Linked DNA regions of Homo sapiens: region 1 is linked to region 2. A link is an interaction called in ENCODE POLR2A ChIA-PET data of the cell type or tissue named here. Cell type or tissue: PC-9. All regions are shown on one strand.

What was found. ChIA-PET counts read pairs that join two places held together with the same protein. Peaks named below come from ENCODE experiments on the same cell type or tissue, not always from the same donor. Only the 100,000 strongest peaks of a DNase experiment are listed, where the experiment ranks them.
Region 1: POLR2A ChIA-PET joins it to region 2 with 10 read pairs; 4 of 35 experiments call an interaction of 5 or more read pairs at or near these places.

Annotation. Positions count from the first base shown.
Region 1 is chr18:3,643,591-3,651,590 of GRCh38, forward strand. All of the region lies in intron 7 of DLGAP1 (DLG associated protein 1), which reads right to left. Among named protein-coding and RNA genes, the nearest start is that of DLGAP1-AS6, 5.4 kb to the right of the region's middle. In PC-9, no CTCF peak of the experiment used is centred here; a DNase peak (open chromatin) is centred at 6,521; H3K27ac peaks cover 3,868 bases.
Region 2 is chr18:3,512,594-3,520,593 of GRCh38, forward strand. The region is part of intron 10 of DLGAP1 (DLG associated protein 1); the gene reads right to left. Among named protein-coding and RNA genes, the nearest start is that of GAPLINC, 50 kb to the left of the region's middle. In PC-9, no CTCF peak of the experiment used is centred here; no DNase peak of the experiment used is centred here; H3K27ac peaks cover 176 bases.

The DNA.
Region 1 (8,000 bases), 130 kb after region 2:
AGGCAGAGGTTGCAGTGAGCTGAGATCGCGCCACTGCACTCCAGCCTGGGTGACAGAGCGAGACTCCATCTCAAAAAAAAAAAAAAAAAAAAAAATGCTGAAGGATATGACATGACAGTTCATTGAAAAGGAAATACAAATGACTCAAATATAGGTTCAACATTGCTCATAATAAGAGTATTACAAATGGAAAACCCAAAAGTTTGATGAAAGAGTACGTTGATGAAACTGTGGAGAAACAGGCGCTTTCAACAGTGCTGGTGGCACTCCTAGTGGTGTCCACTGGGAAAGCCTACGGAGGGTAATTTGGCAGACTTTTGCCAATGAAAAAAGCATGCATGCTTTCTGATAGATATAATTAGTGCTCACCCATATTGTACTCTCTTCTCCTACCAGAAACACACACAAAAACTGTACTTCTTGGCCTTCCTGAAGTTTGGCAGGGCCATGTGACTAGTTCTAGCCAATAAAATATAAGTGGAAATAATGTTTGTCACTTTTGGTTCAAGGTTGTCTCTCCCCTGCGGCAATGACTGTGAAGGCTGTGGGTTCCAGATGGTGCAGGCACAAGACCCAAGCCTGGGTCTCTGAGAGACTGTGTGGAGCAGGAATCTCCTGCAAAACGAACATCACAGGACATGTACTAGGGGTTGGAATATTTTTGGTATGTTTATTGACAGATTTGAGAGTTGTTTGTTATTGTAGCAAAACGTAACCTCATTAATACAATCTTTGACCTCGTAACTCCACTTCAGGGATTTATCCTGAAGACATATTAGGACAAAATTATATGTTTACAATACTATTTTATTTTATTTATTTATTTATTTATTTATTGAGATGGAGTTTTGCTCTTGTTGCCCAGGCTGGAGTGTAATGGCGCGATCTTGGCTCACTGCAACCTCCGCCTCCCGGGTTCAAGTGATTCTCCTGCCTCAGCCTCCTGAATAGCTGGGATTACAGGCGCTCACCACCATTCCCGGCTAATTTTTTTATATATTTAGTAGAGATGAGGTTGCACCATGTCGGCCAGGCTGGTCTCGAACTCCTGACCTCAGATGATCCACCCGCCTCGGCCTCCCAAAGTGCTGGGATTACAGGCGTGAGCCACTGCGGCCAGCCTATTATTTATTTATTAAAGCACTGTATGAGAAAGCTAAATATTGGGACTAATTAAATGTGTGGCAAAGAAGAAACTGGTTATGTAAATTGTAATATATCCATATAGTAGAATACTATGTAGCTGCAAAACATAACTAGAAAGTTCTCTATGGAAATATGGAAATATTACTAAGACATATTGTTAAGTGAAAAAAGCAAGCTGTACAATAGTGTACATAGTGTACTATCCTTTGGGTAAAAAAGGGGAAAACACATACTCATAATGTTTAAATATGCAAAAAGCATACATCTATGTAGAAAAAAGAAAATTGGTCATGGTAGGTTACCTGTTAAGGGGAATGGGAACTGTGTATTGAGTCAATGCATTTTTCCCTCGTATTTTAATTTTTTTGTTTTTCTTTTTTGAGACAGGGTCTCACTCTATAGCCCAGGCTGGAGTGCAGTGGAGGAATCACAGCTCACTGCAGCCTCGACTTCCCAGGTGAGAGGATCACCTGAGCCTCCCGAGTAGCTGGGACTACAGGTGCATACCACCACACCTGGCTAATTTTTGTATTTCTTGTAGAGACAGGGTTTCACATGTGGTCCAGGCTGCCATATTTCAATTGTTGAGCTATGTGAATATATATATATTTTTTTAATACAGAAAATGAAAATAAATAAATAAATAACATCCTTTTCTGGCTATGTATTGCCTGTAGGAACTTTGAAAATGTATTTCCAACCAGCATTCCCAACTTCATGCCTGGATGTTTTCCCTTGTGGGCATGGAGCTGCAGTCACATCTGACTCCTGGAGGGCTAGGCGTTTTTCATCCTTCTGTCTGTGTGCAGGCTTAGGTCTCCCTCAATGAGCCCTCCCCTTCCTGTTTGCCTCTGCATAGCTTGCAAAACCTAGACATGTGCACTGGGGCATCCTTCTGATCTACCCAGGCAGAGTTCCTAGGCTGACTTCTATGTTCACATAATTCCTTTTATATATTCCTGCCATTGCATTCATTATATTAAGTCATAATGGCCTGTTCACACGTATGCTGCCTTCTCTAGATAGAAGAACCATGTCTGGCTCATCTTTCCATCTTTCTGTCCCCATGGCCTGGGATAGGGCATGAAATAGTAGTAAGGGCATTTATTAACTTTATTCATGAGTTTTGTCATAAACAGATTAATAAGCATGAAGCAATAGAGTATAATATGTCATGTTTGGAAACAGTCTTTCTGTGCTTCCTGCCACAGACCTCAGCAGCCTGAATCCTTTACATCATCGTGCCTTACAAATACTCTATATGAGACTGGTATGCCCTAAATCATTTGACGGTGGTAGTTTTCAAACGTCTTATTTTTAATGTGATGAGTATTCACTCAACTAATGCTACTCCAAAACAATATTTTTAAAAAAGGAGGCCAGGTGTGGTGGCTCATGCCTGTAATCCCAGCAGTTTAGGAGGCTAAGGCTGGAAGATAGCTTGAACCCAGGAGTTTGAGACCAGCCTGGGCAATATAATGAGACCTCATCTCTACAAAAATAAAAAGTTAGCCGAGCGTGATGGCACACACCTGTGATCCCAGCTACTCGGGAGGCTGAGATGGAGGATCACTTAAGCCCAGGAGGTCAAGGCTACAGTGAGCTGAGATTGTATCACTGCGCTCTAGCCTGGGCAAGATCCTGTTTCCAAAAAAAGAAAAAGAAAAAGATAGGAAAAGAAAACAAATAAAACCCTCCATACTTAAACCAAAACCATAATCAGATAAAGAAAAGGAAACAGTTGTGTAGAGAATTCTAATCATTTTTCTTGAGTGGTTTTGATTGCATCAAGCTCATTAGTTAGATTGCCATTAGATTACATGTAATAAAATAATATTTAATTTAGTAAAAAACAAATTCATGTTATTTAGACACATGATCATTGCTCTTTAAAAAATATTGTAACAGCCGGGCACGGTGGCTCATGCCTGTAATCCCAGCACTGTGGGAGGCCGAGGCGGGCAGATCACGAGGTCAGGAGATTGAGACCATCCTGGCTAACACGGTGAAACCTCGTCTCTACTAAAAAATACAAAAAATTAGCCGGGCGTGGTGGTGGGCGCCTGTAGTCCCAGCTACTCGGGAGGCTGAAGCAGGAGAATGGCTTGAACCCGGGAGGCGGAGCTTGCAGTGAGCCAAGATCGAACTACTGCACTTCAGCCTGGGCAACAGGGCGAGACTCCATCTCAAAATAAATAAATAAATAAATAAAATATATCTATTGTAACATCACCGGGTGCGGTGGCTCACGCCTGTAATCTCAGCACTTTGAGAGGCTGAGGTGGGTGGATCATCTGAGGTCAGGAGTTCCAGACCAGCCTGACCAACACGGTGAAACCCTGTTTCTACTAAATACAAAAAATTAGCCAGGCATAGGTATGGTGGCTTATGGCGGTAATCCCAGCTACTAGGGAGGCTGAGTCAGGAGAATCGCTTGAACCTGGGAGGCGCAGGTTGGAGTGAGCTGAGATTGTGCCATTGCACTCCAGCCTGGGCAACAAGAGTGAAAATCCATCTCAAAATAAATAAATAAATAAATAAAAATATACATGTCTATATATATAATAACATCAAGCAAAAGTAGCAGCATATGAATTTTTTATAATTTAATTTTTGAGCCCATAAAAACAAAAACGATAACAAAACTATAAATAAATATCTAAAATATATTGAATGCCTACATGCTAAACAGTTTACTAGGTACTTCAACATTATCTGATTTTATTTAAGCTCCTTTTTTTTTTTTTTAAACCGAGACTTGCTCTGTCACCCAGGCTGAAGTGTAATGGCACGATCTTGGCTCACTGCAACCTCCGCTTCTGGGGTTCAAGCGATTCTCCTGCCTTAGCCTCCCGAGTACCTGGGACTACAGGTGTGTGCCACCACGCCTGGCTAATTTTTGTATTTTTAGTAGAGATGGGGTTTCACCATGTTGACCAGGCTGGTCTCAAACTCCTGACCTCAGGTGATGGCCCTCCTTGGCCTCTCAAAGTGCTGGGATTACAGGTGTGAGCCACCACGCCCGGTCTATTTAAGCTTCTTAATCAACTGGAGTGCTAAGTAGCATTACCCCATTTTACAGATGAGGAAAGTGTGGTACAGACGGAGTAACTTGCTCCAGATTACAACACAGCCAGGAAGTTATGGCTACGAAGTTTGAACCTAGGACTGTCCTATATACTGTTCTATACTTTCTTCCAATATGTGTTCCAAACACAATTTTAGGAGTTCATATTTAAGGAGGGCATGTATAAAATCAACAATGGGATATAGAAGGCTAAAAAGGAAATTAAATTTGCTTCTCTATCTCTTAACAGGTGCATGTTTAAGAAACACTGTACTCAGCAGAAGTGTACCAGGTTTCCTTCTGCCTTCACTTAAGCACACATGTCGGTTAAAGCTAGGAAATAGCTGAAAATCTGTATTTTCAAAACATTTCACATCCTTAAGGCTTCTGGACTGGCATCTAATTTTGCATTTTGTTGAAACATTGCTAGAAAAATCCTTTGGCCTTCTTCTCAGTGAAACCAAACAAAACCCATAACGTATGCTCTTTCAACTTAAAGCATCAATGGATTCAACAAAACCGTTGTATATACAGCTGTGGCAATATTTACGCATGTAAAGCATCTTAGTTGAATACCAAATTCAAACAAAATCAATACAAAATGGATTTTACAGTTAATTTTAATGGGTGTGATGTATCGTTTAAGAGGGTGTGATTTCCGGGTTCATAACATCAAGTGATTTCAGCAGTTGTCTACATTATGGTGTGTTCCAAAATTAATAGTAAGGTCAGACTATAGTTTTAGACTGAAAATATCAAGGCCATTTTCTAAATTCGGGCTTGAAATACTAGAAGTGGCTTTGATATTACTATTGAATTGGCTTCAAAGACTGCTAATTAGACCATTGTCTTTAAGAACTGCCTTCTTATGCAATGTAATAGAGTTGCTTGTTCTTTAAGAGTAAGAGTTTTGTTTACATTGAAAACTTTCACTAGACTGCCAAAATAACAAAAACAAATACACAGACATTGAAACTTATACTCTTGAAAAACAAAAAGAAAAGAGGGAAAATAAATCAGTGACAAGTGGCAGATTATCGTTTGCAGCTTGCCTTTGATTTGTAAATGCCTACTTCCTGCCCCAGGGAGGAGGGTGAAGGGTAGGTTATGGTGCTTGGGATGCACACTGTCTTCTGGGTTATGCTAATTTGTTGTTAAGTGCTCAAGGCCGCTTATTCAGCACAGATTTGATTAGTTTTTGGCTATACAGTTCAAAGATTTATGAAAAGTTCCTCTCTGGATAGCTGTGGTTGTATTTACTTTGGTTCTCCTTATTCAAAAACTTTCATATCGTTGATGAGTGGTGACAAATGGCTTGCTCAGGAACACTGTGCCAGTATAAACTCTTTTGTAATAAAACACAATTAATATTGATGAAATCAGTCTTCAGTCAGCACTTGTTTGTTGCCTGAAAACCTTTCCTCTCCTCCCCACCTTCCAGGACTCAAAAAACAGACTGGGGGACAATCTCATCTGAATCGAACACTCCAAACTGGGGCTGTGACTTGCCCCTGGCAGATGCCACAGGTCCCAGAAAGGTGATCAGAGAGCTCTATCCAACACGAGGAGTCGCTTCCCTCTAAGGACTCTCAAAGGGGAGAAGCAAGGATTTATAAACTGGCTCTGTTTGTGGCTTTGCCGAAAATGAAACTCTCAGCAGTGTGCTACACCATGATTCTAGTAGAAATGATCATTAGACACTGGAAAGAGGAAAGCGGGAAGGAGAGCACCTACTGCCTTCCGTACACTGTGTTAAGGCTTTCTCTCTAGCATCTAGTTTAGTCTCTGCAACTGCCCCAAGAGAAGTCTTTATTTTATTGGCTAGGACACTGAGGCAAATAGCGGCTCCTTGCCAGACCCTTCCAGCCACTGGTTGGCTTTCTGTTGCCTAGGGTCCCCCTTAAACTTTCTTCTACACTGTGCAGAAATAGAAAAGGGCAGTTGGAAAAGAGGAGGAGGGAGAGGGAAACAAAGAGGGGAAAAGATAAACTTAAAAAAAAAAGTAAAAAGATAAATGTGAGAGAGCTCTGAGATGAGGTCAATGGTTGGTCATTTGAGGTCAACTTTATCTGAGGTGAGGGTAATCACAAGATGACAAATGGCTAACCCTTGGAAATTTCTTTCCACACATCTTCCAGTTTCTGGGTCACGTGGCTCCACCTCTGCCATTTCAGGAGGGTCCTCGTCTTAGGAAGCTATTTGGGAAACTCTCAATGCTCCCAGAGACATTACTGTTTTTTGTTTTTTTATTTTTTTTGGAAACAGGATCTTGCTCTGTCACCCAGGCTGGAATGCAGTTGCACAATCTCGGCTCACCGCAACCTCCACCTCCTGGATTCAAGCGATTCTCCCGCTCATCCTCCTGAGTAGCTGGGACTACAGGCACCTGCCATCATGCCTGGCTAATTTTTTGTATTTTTAGTAGAGACAGAGTTTCACCATGTTGGCCATGCTGATCTTGAACTCCTGACCTCAAGTGATGCTCCTGCTTCAGCCTCCCAAAGTGCTGGGATTACAGTTGTGAGTCACCGTGCCTGGTTGAAACATTTATATTTCATAGGAATATTTTGGCTGGATGCAGAGGCTAAGGCAGGAGGACAGCTTGAGGCCAGCAGTTCAACACTACCCTGGGCAACATAGAGAGACCCTGTCTCTACAAAAGAAAGAAAGAAAAAAGAAACGTTTAGCCAAAAGTATAATGACAAGTAAAGATACATCTGAGAAGAGAACATTCGTTTGTTTAGTGTGGTGCTCCAGCCTCCACGTCATTTTTATAAACAGGATGTCTGGGTTTCTTTGCAGAAACAAGTTTCTTGAGTTTTGTTCTCAGTTTCTATAATATTCCATTTAGTATTCCTGACACACTGCCACCTACCACGCTGGTGGAAGGAAGGAAGGAACTCCTTCTGGGAGATAGCTCTATCCTATCTCTGTCAGTTATCTGACTAACATTTTGATTTCCGGTAGTAAAAATGTTGAAACTGGCCAGGCATGGCTGCTCACGCCTGTAATCCCAGCACTTTGGGAGGCCAAGGTGGGCGGATCATGAGGTCAGGAGTTGGAGACCATCCTGGCCAACATGGTGAAACCCTGTCTCTATTAAAATACAAAAATTAGCTGGGTGTGGTCATGCGTGCCTGGAATCCCAGCTATTCGGGAGGCTGAGGCAGGACAATTGCTTGAACCAGGGAGTTGGATGTTGCAGTGAGCCGAGATCACACCACTGCACTCCAGCCTGGCGACAGAGCCAGACTCTGTCTCAAAAAAACAAAGTTGGCTGGGCACGGTGGCTCACGCCTGGAATCCCAGCACTTTGGGAGGCTGAGGTGGGCGGATCATGAGGTCAGGAGATCGAGACCATCCTGGCCAACATGGTGAAACCCCCTCTCTACTAAAAATACAAAAATTAGCTGGGCATGGTGGCAGGCGCCTGTAATCCCGGCTACTTGGGAGGCTGAGGCAGGAGAATCGCTTGAACCCAGGAGGTGGAGGTTGCAGGGAGCCGACAATGTGCCGCTGCACTCTAGCCTGGCGATAGAGCAAGACTCTGCCTAAAAAACAAAAACAAACAAACAAACAAAAAGTTGAAACTTCATTCTCAGTTTACTACTGGTGGTAAATCCATCAGCATCTGTTTATTAAAGGATTTACCACAGTCTACCTTGACACGCTGAGCACATGGCTTTGCTCTAAAAATAGAAAGATTCAGCTGGGCAAGGTGGCTCATGCCTGTAATTCCAGCACTTTGGGAGGCCAAGGCGGTCAGATCACTTGAGGCCAGGAGTTT
Region 2 (8,000 bases):
ACTTAAATTATCATCACTTAGTATTTCAAAACTCACAAACAGGCATCTAATTAGATCCTCGCAGGACCCTGTGAGGCAGAGCAGATAACTTCATTTGAAAAAACTTGTACTCAAACTACAAAGTTTCTTCCCCACGGACATCTGCTGTGGCCAATCCCCGTCTTCTGACCCCAGTCTATTTGGGCTCTCTTCTCTCTAACACTCGCAGAAAATTGCGTCTGAATCTACTTAAGTGGAAGCTATCCGAGTGTGATTTCCTTCTTTTTTTTCTTTACTGTGGTAAGAACACTTAACATGAAATCTACCCTCTTAACAAATATTTAAGTGCACAATATAGTTTTGTTAATGGTGGCGCAGCGTTGTACAGCAGATCTCGAGAACTTATTCACCTTGCATAACTTTAGATCCACTGGACAGCAATTCCCCTTTCCCTTTCCCTCTCCCTCTACATCATGGCACCCACCGTTCCACTCTCTGTTTCCTGAGTTTTGACTATTTTAAGATACATCATATAAGCAGAATCATGCAGCATTTGTTCTCCAGTGACTGGCTTATTCCACTTAGCATATAGTCCTCCAGGCTCATCCATGTTGTTGCATATGGCAGAATTTCCTTCTTTTTCAAAGCTGAATAATATTTCATTGTATGTTTATACCACATTCCATTTATCCACTGAGTGTGATTTCTGTTTATTTATGTGTTTATTTATTTATGAATGAGGTCTCACTGTGTTGTCCAGGCTGGAGGACAGTGGCTATTCATAGGCATGAACATGGGGTCCTATAGCCCTGAACTCCTTGCCACAGCCTTCTGAGCAGCTGGGACTGCAGGCATGCACCACTATGCCAGGCTGCATGTAATTTCTTTATCAACATTTCCCAGCCAGTGCCAATGGATAGGGGTGAGTGGCATAATAAGTCAGTGGGAGAGTTGGAAGAAATTCGCCAAGCCTGATCACTGTCCCACATTAGGAAGCAAGAGCAAAGCACATCCATCTACCTGAAGTGACTGGCAGGCAAGGCAATTTCAATCCTGAACAGAAAAGAGGAACCAGGGACACCTTGAAAGAGATGGTGGGTGTTTCAAGCTCTTTTTTTCTTTTACAGATTATGTGTCATAATGAGAAGCAGAGAACAACTATGTTGGCTGTGGGAAAGGGGAGTCTTTTATGCAATCTATGATTTGAAATCTCCTGACTACATTCAAAGACCCAGCCATTTAGAAGAGAGCATACCTCCTCTTTCCCACTGACCTCTGTGGGATAGGTTGTTATTTTGAGAAAAGGAGGTAGTATAAGAGGCACAAGGATGAAGAGAAAAAACACTTTCCTTTAACCCTCCCAGTGGGTCTATGGCAAAGCTGCAAGGAGTTTCAGTGTGCTGGTGATCTTTTTGCTGAGTTAAAATCAGGATTACAAATCCTTAAGCATAATTAGCATATGCATCCTTTCCTATTTCAAGAGGAGTTAGGTCTCTAGAACTAAAAAGGCAGACGTGCTCATTTCTCTGACTGCTTCTTTTTTTTTTTTTTGAGACAAGAGTCTCACTCTGTCACCCAGGCTGGAGTGCAGTGGCACGATCTCGGCTCACTGCAACCTCCAACTCCCGAGTTCAAGTGATTCTCCTGCCTCAGCCTCCCGAGTAGCTGGGATTACAGGCATGAGCCACTGTGCCCTGCCTCTCTGACTGCTTCTAATTCTTACATGATGCTACACCTAACTCCACGATCATCAGACCTTACTTTAAGGCCTCAGAAACAGAGAAGAATAGACATATTTCTTATACCCTCAAAGTAGGTTCCCTGAAGCCTGGATACGACAGACACCCCTGCAATGGATTACCTCTGACTGGCTCCCCGTGGTGAAGGTTACTACGGTAGATATGCTACATAGAACTCGTCACATTTTTCTGCCACCTACACTATAATTCACCTAGTATGTTTCATTTTAGTCTAACTTTCTCTCTGGGCAATACAGGCATGCCTCAGACATATTGTGGGTTTAGTTCCAGACCACTACAATAAATGAATATCACAATAAAGTGAGTCACATGAATTTTTTGTTTCCCAGTGCATATAAAAGTTATGTTTACACTATACTGTAGTCTGTTAAGTGTGTCATAGCATAATGTCACAAAAAAGTACCTAATACTTTATTGCTAAAAAATGCTAATGGTAATCTGAGCCATCAGCAAGTCATAATCTTCTTGCGGAGGGAGGGTCTTGCCTCGATGTGGATGGCTGCTGTGATCAAGGTGGTAGTTGCTAAAGGTAGGGGTGGCTGTGGCAATGTCTCTTTTTAAAATAAATTTTTTTTTCACTTTGTATTTTTTGTAGAGACAGGATCTCGCTATGTTGCCCAGGCTGGTCTCAAGCTTCTGGCCTCAAGCGATCCACTCATCTTGGACTCCCAAACTGCTGACATTACAGGCATGAGTCACTGCCCCGGCTGGCTGTGACAATTTTAAAAATAAGACAACAATGAAGTTTGCCACATCAATTGACTTTTCCTTTCATGAAAGGTTTCTCTGTTGCGTGCAATATTTGTTTGACAGCATTTTACCCACAGTAAAACTTTTTTCAAAATTGGAGTCAAGGGGCCGGGCGCGGTGGCTCACGCCTGTAATCCCAGCACTTTGGGAGGCCAAGGTGGGTGGATCACGAGGTCAGGAGATCGAGCCCATCCTGGCTAACACGGTGAAACCCCGTCTCTGCTAAAAAATAGAAAAAATTAGCCAGGCGTGGTGGCGGGCACTGTAGACCCAGCTACTCAGGAGGCTGAGGCAGGAGAATGGCTTGAACCCAGGAGGCGGAGCTTGAGTGAGCCAAGATCATGCCACTGCACTCCAGCCTGGGCAACAGAGCGAGATTCCATCTCAAAAAAAAAAAAAAAAAATTGGAGTCAAGGCTGGGCGTGGTGGCTCACGCCTGTAATCCCAGCACTTTGGGAGGCCAAGATAGGAGGATTGCTTGAGCCCAGGAGTTCGAGACCAGCCTAGGCAACATGGCAAAACCCCATCTCTACTAAAAATACGAAAAATTAGTCGGCCTGGTGGCACATCCCTGAAGTCCCAGCTACTCAGGAGGCTGAGTTGGGAGGATCACCTGAGCCTGGGAAGTTGAGTCTGCAGTGAGCCGTGATTGTGCCACCGCACTCCAATCTGGGCAACAGAGGAGACCCTGTCTCAAAAAAAAAAAAAAAAAAAAAAGGGAGTCAAAATCCTCTCGAAGCTTACCACTATATTATCAACTAAGTTGATGTAATATTCTAAAGCCTTTGTGGTCATTTCAACAGTGTTCGCAGCATCTTCACCAAGAGTAGATTCCATCTCAAGAAACTACTTTCTTGGCTCATCCATAAGAAGTAACTACTCCTCTGTTCAAGTTTGATCATGAAATTATAGCAATTCAGTCACATTTACAGGCTTCACTTCGCATTCTAGTTCTCTTGCACTTTTTACCACATCTGCAGTTTCTTCCTCCACTGAAGTCTTGAACCCCTCAGTCATCCACGAAGGTTGGAATCAACCTCTAAACTCCTGCTAATGTTGATATTTTGACCTTTTCCCATGAATCATAAATGTTCTTAATGGCGTCTAGAATGGTGATTCCTTTCCAGAAGTTTTTCTTTTTTTTTTAATTTTTAAATTATTTTTTCAAATTTTTTTGGGTGCACGGTGTATAAATTTATGGGGTACAGGAGATGTTTTGATACAGGCATGCACTGTGAAGTAAGCACATCATGGAGAATGGGGTATCCATCCCCTCAAGCAATCCCCTCAAGCATTTATCCTTTGGATTACAAATAATCCTCCAGAAGGTTTTCAATGGACTTTGCCCAGGTCCATCAGAGGACTCACTATCTATGGCAGATATAGCCTTATGGAATGTATTTTTAACTAAGAAGACTTGCAAGTCCAAATGACTCTTTGATCCGTAGGCTGTGGAATGGATGTCGTATTCCTCTGTTTTCACGCTACTGATAAAGACATACCTGAGACTAGGTAATTCATAAAACAGCGATGCTTAATGGACTCACAGTTCCACATGGCTGGGGAGGCTTCAGTCATGGTGGAAGATGAAAGGCACGTCTTACATGGTGGTAGACAAGAGAGAATGATGATAGACAAGCGAAAGGGGAAACGCCTTATAAAATCATCAGATCTCATAAGACTTATTCACTACCATGAGAACAGTATAGGGGAACCACCCCCATGATTTAATCATCTCCCATCAGGTCCCTCCCACAACATATGGGAATTATGGAGGCTACAGTTCAAGATGAGATTTGGATGGGGACACAGCCAAACCAAATCAGATGTCATGTTTGCAGGCATGAAAACAACTTTCATCTCCATGTACATCTCTATCAGAGCTCTTGGTTGACTAGGTGCATTGTCAGTGAGCAGCAATATTTTGGAAGAAATCTTTTTTTCTGAGCCATAGGTCTCAACAGTAGGCTTAAAGTGTACAGTAAACCATGCTGTGAATAGAGATACTCTCATCTAGGCTCTGTTGTTCTACTTATAGAGCACACTTTATAAGAGCACACAAATTTAGCATAATTTTTAAGGGCCGTAGGCTTTTCAGAATGGTAAATGAGCTTTGGCTTCGACTTCAAGTCACCAGGTGCCTGAGCCCCTAACAAGAGAGTGAGCCTGTCCTTTGAAGCTATGAAAGACCTACATGGCATCTCCTGCCAATAGAAGGCTGTTTTGTCTACATTGAAAATCTGTTGTTTAGTGTAATCATCTTCATCAATGATCTTAGCTAGATCTTCTGGATAACTTACTGCAGCTTCTCCATCATCACTAGGAATTCACCTTGCATTATATTACAGAGACAGTTTCTTTCTTTAAACTCCATGAACCAACGATTGCTAGCTTCAAACTTTTCTTCTTCAGCTTCCTCACCTCTCTCAGCTTTCATAGAATTGAAGAGAGTTGGCCGGGCGCGGTGGCTCATGCCTGTAATCCCAGCACTTTGGGAGGCTGAGGCGGGTGGGTTACCTGAGGTCAGGAGGTCGAGACAAGCCTGACCAACATGGTGAAACCAAGTCTCTACTAAAAATACAAAATTAGTCAGGCACGGTGGCGCATGCCTGTAATCCCAGCTACTCAGGAGGCTGAGGCAGGAGAATCACTTGAACCCGGGAGGCAGAGGTTGCAGTGAGCCGAGATCGTGCCATTGCACTCCAGCCTGGGCAACAAGAGAGAAACTCTGTCTCGGAAAAAAAAAAAAAAGAAGAGAGTCACAATGTGTCTCTGATTAAGCTTTGGCTTAAGGGAATGTTGTGCCTGGTTTGTTCTTCTCTCCAGACCACTCAAACTTCATCCATATCAACAAAAAGGCTGTTTCGCTTCCTTATCATTTGTATGTTCACTTGGGTAGCACTTTTCATTTCCTTCAAGAAGTTTTCCTTTGTATTCACAACTTGGCTATCTGGCACAAAAAGCCTAGCTTCTGGCTTATTTTGACTTTTGACATGCCTTCCTAACTAAGCTTAATCATTTATTGCTTTTGATTAAAAGTGACAGATTGTAACTCTTCATTTGAACACATAGAGGCCATTATTGGGTTATTAATTGGCCTAATTTGAATATTATTGTGACTCAAGGCATAGGAAGGCCTGAGGAGAGGGAGAGAGATGGGAATGGCAGGTCGGTGGAGCAGTCAGAACATAAACACCATTTATTGATTAAGTTCACAGTCTTATATGGGCACGGTTCATGGAGCTCCAAAACAATTACAATAGTAACATCAAGGATCACTGATCACAAATCACCATAGCAGATAGAATAATAATGAAAACACTTGAAATATTGTGAGAATTACCAAAGTCTGACACAAAAACAGAAAATGAGCATATGCTTTTGAAAAGATGGTGCTGGTAGACTTGGTCAACTCAGGGTTGCCACAAACCTTCAATTTGTTTAAAAAAAAAAAAAAGCAGTGTCTTCAAAGTGCAATAAAGCAATGCCAATAAAATGAGGTACACCTGTGTGTGGGAAAAAGTGTAGGTGTGGGGTCAGGAACAATCAGCTCACCAATTACCAGCTATTGATCTTGGGAAAGTTGATCAGACTCAGACTCTTTTTCCTTTAATGGCCATAATATCATCTCCATAGCATTGCTGATTACTTAATGGAATAATATAGGTAAACGTGAGAATGCAGTAGGAATTCTAACTCCTATAACTGATCTACATTCTTTAGTTCTTGGGCATTTACCTAAAAGGTGGCAGTATCCAAAAAAGGACATGATTTCTCCTGCAAATCTTCACACTCCAACCTCCCTCCCCAGTAGTGTGGACTAATTTGATGTCCTTTTTTGCTGACTTTAATTCAGGCAGATTTTCACAAGTGTCACTGATTGGTGAATAATTTCTTTTTTTATGAGTATAAGAAATCCATAACAATTTTTCAGGGGCTCAGATTTTAGTGCCTCTCTGTATAATCTAGCACAGTTTCCCCCAGCCATCAGAGCTAGAACAGTGGCCAACTGGCTGCTGGGTGACAGACACACAGAGGAGACAGGACCTTAAAGCACACTGGACATTCAATCAGAGCCTTGCTCGGAAAACAGACTCACTGCAAAACGAAGGGTCAGAGCCCACCTTAAGAATGGCAGCTTCTATGGCAAAACAAGGTCCACCTTCAGGTACAGAGATGATGGCAGATAAACCCCACTAGCCTGTACAGCTATAGTCCCATCGTATTTTCCAGATTGTGCTTAGCCATGTGACTTGATGACACCATAAACCAATGGTCCCCAAACTTGGCTGATCCTTCACTGCTGCCCGTTAGTCCTTTGCAATGTATTTGGTTACCTCCCTCTCTAACTCTAATTTCCTGAATCTTATCCATTCTCAACTCAACCCCTATTCCCTCATCTTCAACAACCTTGCCTCCTATGAGATGAAAATGGAGGGAATCAGGCATGAACACTGCTGTGATTTGGATGATAGTGTCTCCTCCAAAATATATGTTGAAACTGAATCCCCAAGGCAATAACAATAAGCGGTGGGGCATTAGGAGGTGATTAAGTCATGAGAGCTCGGCTGTCCTGAATGAGGTTAGTGCCTTTATTAAAGGACTCAAGGTTGAAGGGACCGCCTCTTGCCCTTCTGACCCTACTGCCATGCAAGGACACAGGGTTTGTCCCCTCTGGAGGATGCAGCAACAGGCCTCATCTTGGAAGCAGAGAGCAGCCCTCACCAGACACACAACCTGCTGGCACCTTGATCTTGGATTTCTCCGCAACTAGAGTAATGAGAAGTAAATTTGTATTATTTAAAAATTACCCAGTCTTGAGCATTAGGACAAATACCTAAAGCATGTGGGGCTTAAAACCTAGATGACAGGTTGATAGGTGTGGCAAACCACCCTGGCACATGTTCACCTATGTAACAAACCTGCACGTTCAGCACATGTATCCCAGAACTTAAAGTAAAATTTAAAAAAAAATTACCCAGTCTTTGGTATTTTGTTGGAGCAACACAAACAAACAAAGACAAATAGTCTTAATGTTCTGTGTCTCTTAATACTCTTCCCCCACCAATTCCCTAAACCTTTCTGCCCCCACCCTAGTGTCTTCTCTACACCCACTATTCCCATCTACGTGTGTCCTTGGTCTGATTCTCTCCCTGCTACCCTGAGGCCTTGCTGTGTGAGCCACTCCCTCTCTCCGAACTCCTTCTGCCAGTGCCTTACCTGAGATGTCTGGCAGCATCCTCAAGTCTTTCCCATTCTAAGTGGGGCAACTCCTCCCAACCTCATGGTCCCCTCCAGCTAACATAAAATTCCTCTTCTCCCCCTGTTATTCGCTGAATTGCATTTTCCTAAAATTTACATGTAGAATTCCTAACCTCCAGTACCTCAGAATGTGACTCTGGAGATAACGTTCTTAAAGAGGTGATTAAATTACAATGAGGTCATTCTCATGGGCCCTAATCCACTACGACTGATGTCCTTATAAGAACTGGAGATGAGAACACAGACACA